Linked DNA regions of Homo sapiens: region 2 is linked to region 1. A link is a loop called in an ENCODE intact Hi-C map of the cell type or tissue named here. Cell type or tissue: PC-9. All regions are shown on one strand.

Region 1 (5,000 bases):
GTAATCCCCTGCACTTTGGGAGGCCGAAGTGGGCGGATCACCTGAAGTCGGGCGTTTAAGACCAGCCTGACCAACACAGAGAAACCCTGCCTCTACTAAAAATACAAAATTAGCCAGGTGTGTTGGCGCATGCCTGTAATCCCAGCTACTTGGGAGGCTGAGGCAGGAGAACTGCTTGAACCCGGGAGGCAGAGGTTTCAGTGAGCTGAGATCGTGCCACTACACTCCAGCCTGGGTAACAGAGCGAGACAGCATCTCAAAAAAACAAAAACAAAAACAAAAAAACCCCAAAACAAATAGCAATAATAAATGAATTTATATCTGTTTACAAACACAATTAATTCTATTGATCTATATTTTTCTGGTCTTTATGAAACCCATTGTTCCTTTTGTGATAGTGGGATAGGTTTAGACTACTTTGCTAACTTTTATCTTAAATTAAACATGCTTGATAAATATTTATACAGTGCCTACAGTTGCTAGGTACTGCAGGGGACACAAAGGAAATACATCTGCTTTTTTGTCCTTAAATATTGAGACTCACATAGAGACATAAAGATTCAGGTTCAGAAACTATTGTCTAGAGATTTCCATATATCTTCATTTGTGTCACCAGACAACCTTTCAAGATAGATAAACTACTTTAGGTAGATATTATAAGGTAGATAGAAAACCAAGGCCTAGCAGTTGACTTGTTAATGTCACACAGTAAGTGAAAAGACTGGGATCTGAAATATGTTCTTTTCAGTGCTAGTCTTACACTTTCAGCAAAATTCAAGGCAGAACAGGGTGAGTGACACAGTGCAAAGAAAATGCCATGGGAGTTTGCGGGAGGTCACACAGAAACTTCTAAAAATTTCCCCATAAGTGATAATAATTTCCCCATGTGGGCTTTACTTTCCTCTTAATAGCCTCCCGCCTGAGGACTTTTGACCCCATTATTCTAGTTATTTCTCTAAGAAGAGATAACTTTGGTAGGTATGCCTTCACTTCTTTGACCTGCTTCTCTCTTATGGTCTCTCATTCTTTTCACCTCTTTTTCCTCTGTATTCTGGGAGAACTGTTGGGGTTAAACTGCCACATCACTTATTCGCTTTCCTGCAGTAATAATTTTCCTCTGTACTGCCTTTAGTACGATTCAAATTCTTCCACAACATTTTTGGTTTCTCTTAAATTTTATTTTGCTAGCTTCTTTTTAAAATTCTGCCTGCATCCAAGTCTATTCTCTTCTTATGTCTCTGTTCCTATAGGAAGGCTGTATTTTCTTGGTTCCTTGGGAAAACCAAACAGATGTTTTCTAAAATTTTCTTCTATATCTTACAAAAAATATTTGTTTAGAGGGTGTTTTTCTTCTGAGTCTTTAGATTAAAAAATTTTCGAAACAAAGACAAGGTTGTATGAGTTACCTAACCGCACACAACCTCTTCATTAGAAAAATGATGTCAGTAATGGTACTCACCTCATACAATTGGTATGGTAAGTAAATGAATTAATACATGTGAAGTATTTGCAGTAGTCTGGGTCCAGTCAGGATACAGAAACCAGAGAGTAGGCTAAACTGGGAAAGGTTGATGTATAAATGTATCAACAAAAGGGTAACTATAGAATATAAGGAAACTACATGGTACCCTACGGTTGAGGGTGGCAGGAAAAAACAAACTTGGAAGGGGCTCAGACCTTGTTGGAGAAGATGTGATTCAGCCCACTGGATAGCAGAGAATTTTGTTGGCTTGGCCAGCCTGGAGCTGACCTGGGACTGCTGGGCAAGCAACAGGCCACCCTCTGGACTGCAGGCTTGCACCCAGCAGCCAGGGGTGTGGGTCTGCAGTGAGAGTCGGGTCATCTTCAGGGATAGGAGCCCTTCAGAGTACATGGGCTGTGTGGGTCTGTGGTGTCTGTGTCCCGAGGGCTGCAGAAAGGCTATTGCCAGGCCAAGTCTTCAAGGTCACAGAGAGACCAGTTCGAGGTCTGTACCTGGAGCAGGCTCTGCCAAAATGGCCTCACACCTATACTGCTAACTCCAGGTTATGCTGGAAAGGGCAGGAGCTCCTCTTCCTTTGACAATGTTCCTCTACTACCATCTACTGGAAAAAACATAACACTGCATTCACTTTAAATAGCTCGGGAATTTCATTATCACAGAGCTATAAACTGAAATGTGTATTCAAAGCTGAGCAATCCTATATTGATAACTGACACAGAACTTAAAATTGTGCCTGGCACATGGTAAATATCACATTGCTAGAGATAACATTTTGCTATTATTATTGCATTCTTTTCTTTGCTTAATAATCTTTGAATATAGAGACATCTATCCAGCTTGGTGTGGGCCAAGAGGCCAGGTATACTGAGTGCCTTTAGTTCTTCTCGGTACTAATTTGAGAGCTAGTAGATTCTCTCTCTCATATCTAGAATGAGCCTTAAGGTTGATGTAAACAATCCTTAGTCACCCTTATAGGCACTGATCTGATGAGCCTATACCCTACCCTTCTAGCTGATTTTCCTGATTATCAGAGGCTCATGTAGTTTGCAGTTTTTCTTTGTACAAATGTAAGTCAAAGATACAACTCCTTCACATGCCCAGCTCCCAGGGCCTGTTTTTTGGCCCTGCCCACAGTGCTTCCAAGATAGAATGCCTCATAAGATGTAATGCACCCTTTCCTCTGCTGGATGCTGTTGGTTCTGTGGCATCACAGGAGTTGCAGTCTCTGACTGGGTATGTGGGGACAGGGAAAGAGGTCATCAGTCTGCCTGAAGCATTAAATTATTCTGGTGCAGTGAAGACATAACTGTACAATTTTCTAGTCAGGCCATTCTAAAGACCAAACTTTTACCTACCTTCTTTGCAGCATTATATTTGCTCTTCTGTTTTAGAAGATGGGTAGCAGAGTTCAGGAACATATATCTCAGCCAACTGCCATACATTCCACTATTAATAGACTATCCCAATAGACTCTGGTTTCCAGAGTTGCAGCCACTGTTTGCCATTTTATGTATCATTTCAAAGATTTTTTTGAGAAGGTGAGAAAAAGGATATTAGAGAACATTAGCATGCCTTTTTTTCTTTTCTTTTAGAGATGAAGTCTCACTCACTATGTTGCTCAGGCTGGCCTTGAACTCCTGGGCTCAAGTGATCCTCCTGCCTCAGCCTCCCATGCCATTTTGTCAGAGGAGTTTTAACCAGAGCAACTCCAACTTAAATAGGGGTTGGGTAAAATAAGGCTAAGACTTACTGGGCTGCATTCCCAGACGGTTAGGCATTCTAGGTCACAGAATGAGACAGGAGGTCAGCACAAGATACAGGTCACAAAGACCTTGCTGACAAAACAGCTTGCAGTAAAGAAGCCAGCCAAAACCCATCAAAAACAAGATGGCGACAAGCGTGACCTCTGGTCGTCCTCCCTGCTACACTCCCACCAGCTCCATGACTGTTTACAAATGTCATGGAAATGTCAGGAAGTTACTCTGTATGGTCTAAAAAAAGGGGAGGTTTGAATAATCCATCCTTTGTTTAGCATATAATCAATAAACAACCATAAAAATGGGCAACCAGCAGCCTTTGGGGCTGCTCTGTCTATGGAGTAGCTATTCTTTCATTCCCTTATTTTCTTAATAAACTTGCTTTTGCTTTGCACTGTGAACTCGCCCTGAATTCTTTCTTGCACGAAACCCAAGAACCCTCTCTTGGAGTCTGGATCGGGACCCCTTTCCGATAACAACTTCTGTTAAATCATGAATTTTTCAAAGTATAAATAATAATAATAGCTACCATTTAATAAGTGCTTGCCATGTAGCAGCTGCCACCTTTTCTCATTTACCTTTAACGTGATACCATGCTGGAATTCAAATTCAGGTTACCATAACTACAAAGTCCATGTTCTATGTTATACTGTACAGCTATACTATTTTACATTTTCTTTTCTTTTTTTTTGGAGACAGAGTCTCGCTCAGTCACCCAGGCTGGAGTGCAGCCGCACCATCCTGGCTTACTGCAACCTCCACCTCCCAGGTGCAAAGGATTCTCCTGCCTCAGCCTCCTGCATAGCTGGGATTACAGGCGCCCACCACCACTCTCAGATAATTTTTGTATTTTTAGTAGAGACTGGGTTTCACCATGTTGGCCAAGCTGGCCTCAAACTCCTGGCCTCAAGCTATCCACCCACCTCAGCCTCCCAAAGTGCTGGCATTACATAGGCGTGAACCACCACCTATAATCTACTACAGACCCAACCTCTATTTTACATTTTCATTCCATATATTTTTTACTTTATTTTTTCCTAGGAAAAGCGTATGGGCTTTGTGATAGACAGAATAATCAGCACCCCAGAAGATATACATAATCCCTGAAACCTGTGACTGTTACGTTACATGACAAAAAATAAATAAATAAATAAGGTGGGGGGGGTGGGTGGGAGCTTTGTAGGTGTGATTGAGTTAAGGCTCTTGAATTAGGGGATTATCCTGGATTATCTGGGTAAGCCCTAAACGTAATCACACTTCCTTATAAGAGAGAAGCGGAAGAGATCTGGCATATAGGGGAGGATAAGGTAATGTGACCACAGATGCAGGGACTGGAGTGAAACAGCCACAAGCCAAAGAATGCCAGCAGCCACCAAAAGCAGGATGAGGCAAGGAATAGATTCTCCCTTGGAGCCTCTGCAGGCAGTGCAGCCCTGCAGGTGTCTGATTTCAGCTTAGTGGAACTAGTTTTAGACTTCTGGTTTACAGAACTGCGAGCATAACATTTTCTTGTTTTAAGAACAAATTTGTGGCCAGGCGCCATGGCTCACGCCTATAATCCCAGCACTTTGGGAGGCCGAGGCAGGCGGATCACCTGAAGTCAGAAATTCGAAACCAGTAACTCCGTCTCTACTAAAAATACAAAAATCAGCTGGGCGTGGTGGCGGGCACCTGTAATCCCAGCTACTCGAGAGGGTGAGGCAGGAGAATTGCTTGAACCTCAGAGGCGGAGGTTGCAGTGAGCTGAGATCACGCCATTG
Region 2 (5,000 bases), 410 kb before region 1:
AAATAAAAATATTATTTACTAGGCCAGGTGTGGTGGCTCATGCCTGTAATCCTAGCATGTTGGGAGGCTGAGGTGGGAAGATCATTTGAGGCTGGTTTGCAACCAGACTGGGCAACATAGCGAGACTCCTTGCCTATAAAAAATTAAGAGATTACCTGGGTGTGGTGGCATACACCTGTAGTCCCAGTTATTCAGGAGGCTGAAGTAGGAGGATCCTTTGAGTTTAGGAGGGCGAGGCTGCAGTGAGCTATGATCATGCCACTGCACTCCAACCTGGGTGACAGGACAAACCCTATCTCAAACAAAACAAATTTAAGAAAATTTTTAAAAGTTTGGAGCTGGCCAGGCATGGTGGCTCATGCCTGTAATCCCAGCACTTTGGGAGGCTGAGGCGGGTGGATCACCTGAGGTCAGGAGTTCGAGACCAGCCTGACCAACATGGAGAAACCCCGTCTCTACTAAAAATACAAAATTAGCTGGGCGTGGTGGCGCATGCCTGTAATCCTAGCTACTAGGGAGGCTGAGGCAGGAGAATCGCTTGAACCCTGGAGGTGGAGGTTGCAGTGAGCCGAGATCGTGCCATTGCACTCCAGCCTGGGCAACAAGAGTGAAACACCGTCTCAAAAAAAAAAAAAAGTTTGGAGCTAAGAATGGGCATGGTGGCTCATGCCTGTGATCCTAGCACTTTGAGAGGCCAAGGCAGAGGATCGCTTGAGGTCAGGAATTTGAGACTAGCCTGGGCAAGAAAGTCAGACCCATCTCTACAGAAAATTAAAAAATTAGCGAGGCATGGTGGTGCACGCCTGTAGTTCTAGCTACTTGGGAGGCTGAGGGGGAAATCAGTTGAGCCCAGGTGTTTGAGGTTACAGTGAACTATGATGGTGCCTCTGCACTTCAGCTGAGGCAACAGAGTGAGACCTTGTTTCAAAAACAAAAAAGAAAAAATGGAGCTATACAGAAAATACAGTAATGAATAGCCAGGTACCCATCAACCAAAATGAACAAATGTTGACATTTTTTACATTTAACAATTTTTATTTGCATTTAAAAGTATTTTTATCTAACAACATACCATGAGGTATATGTGGGCTTTAAACCTTGTTTGTTTTTAAAATAAAAGAAAGAACACATTTGTATTTCCTTCATCCCACCCACCCTGCCACCCCTCCAGCCCATTTACCTTCCTCCAGCCCCTGAGGTGGCTATTGTCATGGGTACGTGCCCTCCCTGTTCATGTGTGGGCCCATGTGTGGGTGGGTGTAGTTTATCTTCCCACGTGTATAGGGGAACTAAGCTAAAAATGATGTGAGTGAACACAGAATGGAGTTCAGAGTCAAGCTGACCAGGGTTGGAGACCTGGCTCTCCCGCTTTTGGCCTCTGTCCTTTGGCCTCTTTGAACCTGTTTACCCATCTGCAACGTGGCAATTATTAGCTTACAGCATTGCTGTTAACACTGGAGATAATGGTAAAGTGGCTGGCTTAATAAATGGTAACTGACATTATTAACCATTTCTGTTTTTATCTCTTTTTCTAGATGGAAAGCCCTTTGAGAGCAGAGACCCTGCCCGCAGCCTGTGTCCCTTTGTATAATTTACAATTTGTGCTACCTAGCTTTTTTTTTAAACAGTGGATCTTGCTCTGTCACTCAGGCTGGAGTGCAGTGGTGTGATCACAGCTCACAGCAGCCTAAACCTTCCAGATTCAAGCAATCATCCCACTGAGTAGCTGGGACTATAGGCACATACCACCACACCTGGTTAATTTTTTTTTTTAATTTTTGTAGAGTTGGGGGTGGGGGTGGGGGTGGGAGGGGGGGGGTCTCTCTATGTTGCTCAGGCTGGTCTCGAACTCCTGGACTCAACTGATCCTCCTGCCTCAGCTTCCCAAAGTGCTGGGATTACAGGTGTGAGCCCCTGGGCCTGGCCAGCTTGTTTCTTGAGGAAATGATTGCAATGCCCGAGCCCCACTTCCCAGCCTCAGTTCAGATGCACGTAAGGGCTGTTGCAAAAGCTGTGTTCTCAGTGCACCTGGAGGACACGGGGAACCATTTGGCTGAGGACAGAAGCAGTGATGAGAAGAGGCCCTTCGAATTTTCCCCCGGGTTCTGCTGTTGTCTATTCAAGTTACACATTAATTCAATATAGTGGCATGAAGGAGGAGACACAGAGCTACTTCATGGGATCTGTCTTCTTAACAGTCATGCATTATGCATTGCTGTTGTTTCAGGTGCGTTTTTGCAAGACTGCGCACTCACACGACCATTGAGAGGCTCACTTTGCAGTGGCCCTCCCAGGCCCTCCGTGGTTGGGTGTCCGTCTTTGTCAGAAAAGGGCCAGCAGGGGGCACCAAACCCGCACGTTTCTGCCGGGAGAGGGCGTCTGGGTGAGCGACAGGGCCTGAGGCTCACGTTCCTTCCCTCCCTTTGCTGATATTTGGACATTTCTTTCTACAGTAGTTTTAGACTCCCACAGCGGCAAGGCAGAGAGCTTTCTTTATTAAAGCAACAAACAAACAAACAAACACCCTTCTCCTTCAAACCTCATCTCCAACAGCAGCAGAAACTGTCATCACAAAAAGCCACTTCATTCATCTTCTTTTGATTTGCATTTGTTCATCTTAAATCAGGGGCCAGAGACCAAGAGGTATAAAATGATCTACCTGAACTGAACTGGAACATACTTGTCTAAGTCCTATTGTTTGCTATAAGGGCCTTACGATATTTTAGTTTATACGCATGCAGGTTAAGAATAATCATAGAGTTTCAGACCTGGGCACTAGATAAATATCATCTAGCCAGGGTTTCTGAGTCCACAGTTACACTCCAGCCCCCAGTTTTTGACATCTAAATCTGCACACTAGCTATATTATTTGTTTAGTATTTTAATATCTACTCCTGTAAAACTTACATAAGTTGATTTTAAAAAGACCACCATCATAAATGGAAAATTGCTATTTTTCAAATACATATTAAGATAAAGAATTAACATTAAAATAAGCTGGGCATAATGGCTCACACCTGTAATCCCAGCACTTTGGGAGGCTGAGGTGGGCGGATCACTTGAAGCCAGGAGTTCAAGAACAGCCTGAGCAGTATAGCAAAATCCTGTCTCTACGAAAAATACAAAAATTAACTGGGTGTGGTGGTGCGAGCCTGTAGTCCCAGCCACTTGGGAGGGTGTGGTGGCAGGATCACCTGAGCCCAGGGAGGTTGAGGCTGCAGTGAGCCGTGGTCATGCCACCGCATTCCAGCCTTGGCGAGAGTGAGACCCTGTCTCAAAAAACAAACAACAAAAACAAAACCCCCATTAAAACAGAAGCCCCTTCTCTGCCTCCCATACTACCTTACACTCCTTTATTTTGCCTGTGTGGAGCCTAGGCCAGAGAAGTGACTTGAATTGCCCCACATCTTGGTGAGCTGCAGAGCTGAGATTTAGCTGGGTACCTGTTCCTCTCTGGCACATGGCCATGACTAGGAAGGAACAGTTTTGTTAAACCAGCAGGTCTTACTCTTTGGAATGATCTTTGACAAAGTTTTAGTAGGCAGTGCCCACTTTTAATGTTTTTAGTGTTTTTCCTACTGCTTCTGGAAGGTGAAAGCCAAGAACAGGAGGGTCTGGGCGGGGGTCTAGGCTATTTACAGTGGCATTGATTTGATTACCACTCTTTAGCAGTGAAAAGTGTTGAGTATGCACTCCCAGCAGATGTATGCTTATTTATGTGTACTTTTGTACATGCATGACTGTACCAATATATTATGCTCATTGTAAAGTATACACAAATATTAACTCAAAAAATGGTAAAGAAAAGGAAAGCAGTATTTTAAAATGTCTTGTTAACTGCAATGGTTTCATTACTGTTGTCAGCTAATATCTTGAGCACAATTACACTTAGGGTTAGATTCCTCATTAGCAGCAGCACGCACCAAGCCATGTTTCAAAGACTCTTTTGGTAATTTGAAAACTTTTTGGCTGGCCTGTGAGATCTGATTATATTGTCTTGTTTGCCCTTGAAATATGGCTAACAACTTGTCAGGTCTGCCTCTTTCTTGCTGTTCATCTTGTTTTGCATTATTACTTCAATCCACAGTTTCTTTTTTGAAAAAAGCTTAAGCCTCTTGCCCACTTTGGGGATAGTTAAACATGGGATCCTCTCTGTAGTTCCACTTACCCAGGCTTGTCTATAACAGGCCACATCATGCTGAACAAGAGCCGAGAAGTAGAATCGCCAGTGTCAAGCCGTCCACGTTGTGGGATGCCCACTGTTCCCCCAGGATCACTCAAGACCCTGTGACTTGTGGTCACTGATGAGTGGACCAAGTGAAGGTACGAAGGTCGTTGCTTAGAGTGAATATTAATAAAGCTTAGCTTATTATGTGTTTAATTGTATAAAAATAAATACATGAACATTTTAGTATTTTCTTCTTGTACCCTCTGGATTGTGTTTTATGACCCACAAATGTAGAGAAAAAAATCCATGAACTGCCCAGGCGCGGTGGCTTACCCCTGTAATCCCAGCACTTTGGGAGGCCGAGGTGGGCAGATCATGAGGTCAAGAGATAGAGACCATTCTAGCCAACATGGTGAAACCCTGTCTCTACTAAAAATACAAAAATTAGCTGGGCATGGTGGCACGTGCCTGTAGTCCCAGCTACTTGAGAGGCTGAGGCAGGAGAATCGATCGAACCAGGAGGCGGAGGTTGCAGTGAGCCGAGATTGTGCCACTGCATTCCCGCCTGGCGACAAACCGAGACTCTGTCTCAAAAAAAAAAAAAAAAAAAAAAAAAAAAATCCATGCACTTCGGCTTGGCACATAAAGCCCTTCACAGCTCAACTTACCTTGCTGACTTCCTAGTCAACTCCAGGTGCTACCACTGGGCCACATCTATGGGCTTCCCACGAGACTATGAACCTTAGAGGGCAGGTATGGCATCTTATTCATCCTTGTGTTTTCAAAGCCTAGCTCAATGCTAGAGATGAAAATTTCCTAGATCTCAAAGCAA

What was found. Hi-C counts contacts between places; a loop is a spot of excess contacts. Peaks named below come from ENCODE experiments on the same cell type or tissue, not always from the same donor. Only the 100,000 strongest peaks of a DNase experiment are listed, where the experiment ranks them.
Region 2: a loop joins it to region 1, with 12 times the contacts of the local background. A loop is called at or near these places in 80 of 110 quality-filtered maps.

What each region holds. Positions count from the first base shown.
Region 1 is chr1:224,920,660-224,925,659 of GRCh38, forward strand. The region is part of intron 1 of LOC105373109 (a long non-coding RNA gene); the gene reads right to left. It overlaps LOC124904524 (a long non-coding RNA gene), which reads right to left and starts at 3,577. Exons shown (of 2, transcript XR_007066899.1): 1 at 2,839-3,577; 2 at 1-2,084. In PC-9, a CTCF peak has its summit at 2,097 (motif pointing left); a DNase peak (open chromatin) is centred at 2,072.
Region 2 is chr1:224,511,554-224,516,553 of GRCh38, forward strand. It overlaps a transcript of CNIH3 not described here. Among named protein-coding and RNA genes, the nearest start is that of WDR26, 79 kb to the left of the region's middle. RefSeq lists a silencer at 4,060-4,264. In PC-9, CTCF peaks have their summits at 2,313 (motif pointing right) and 2,513; a DNase peak (open chromatin) is centred at 2,338; H3K27ac peaks cover 356 bases.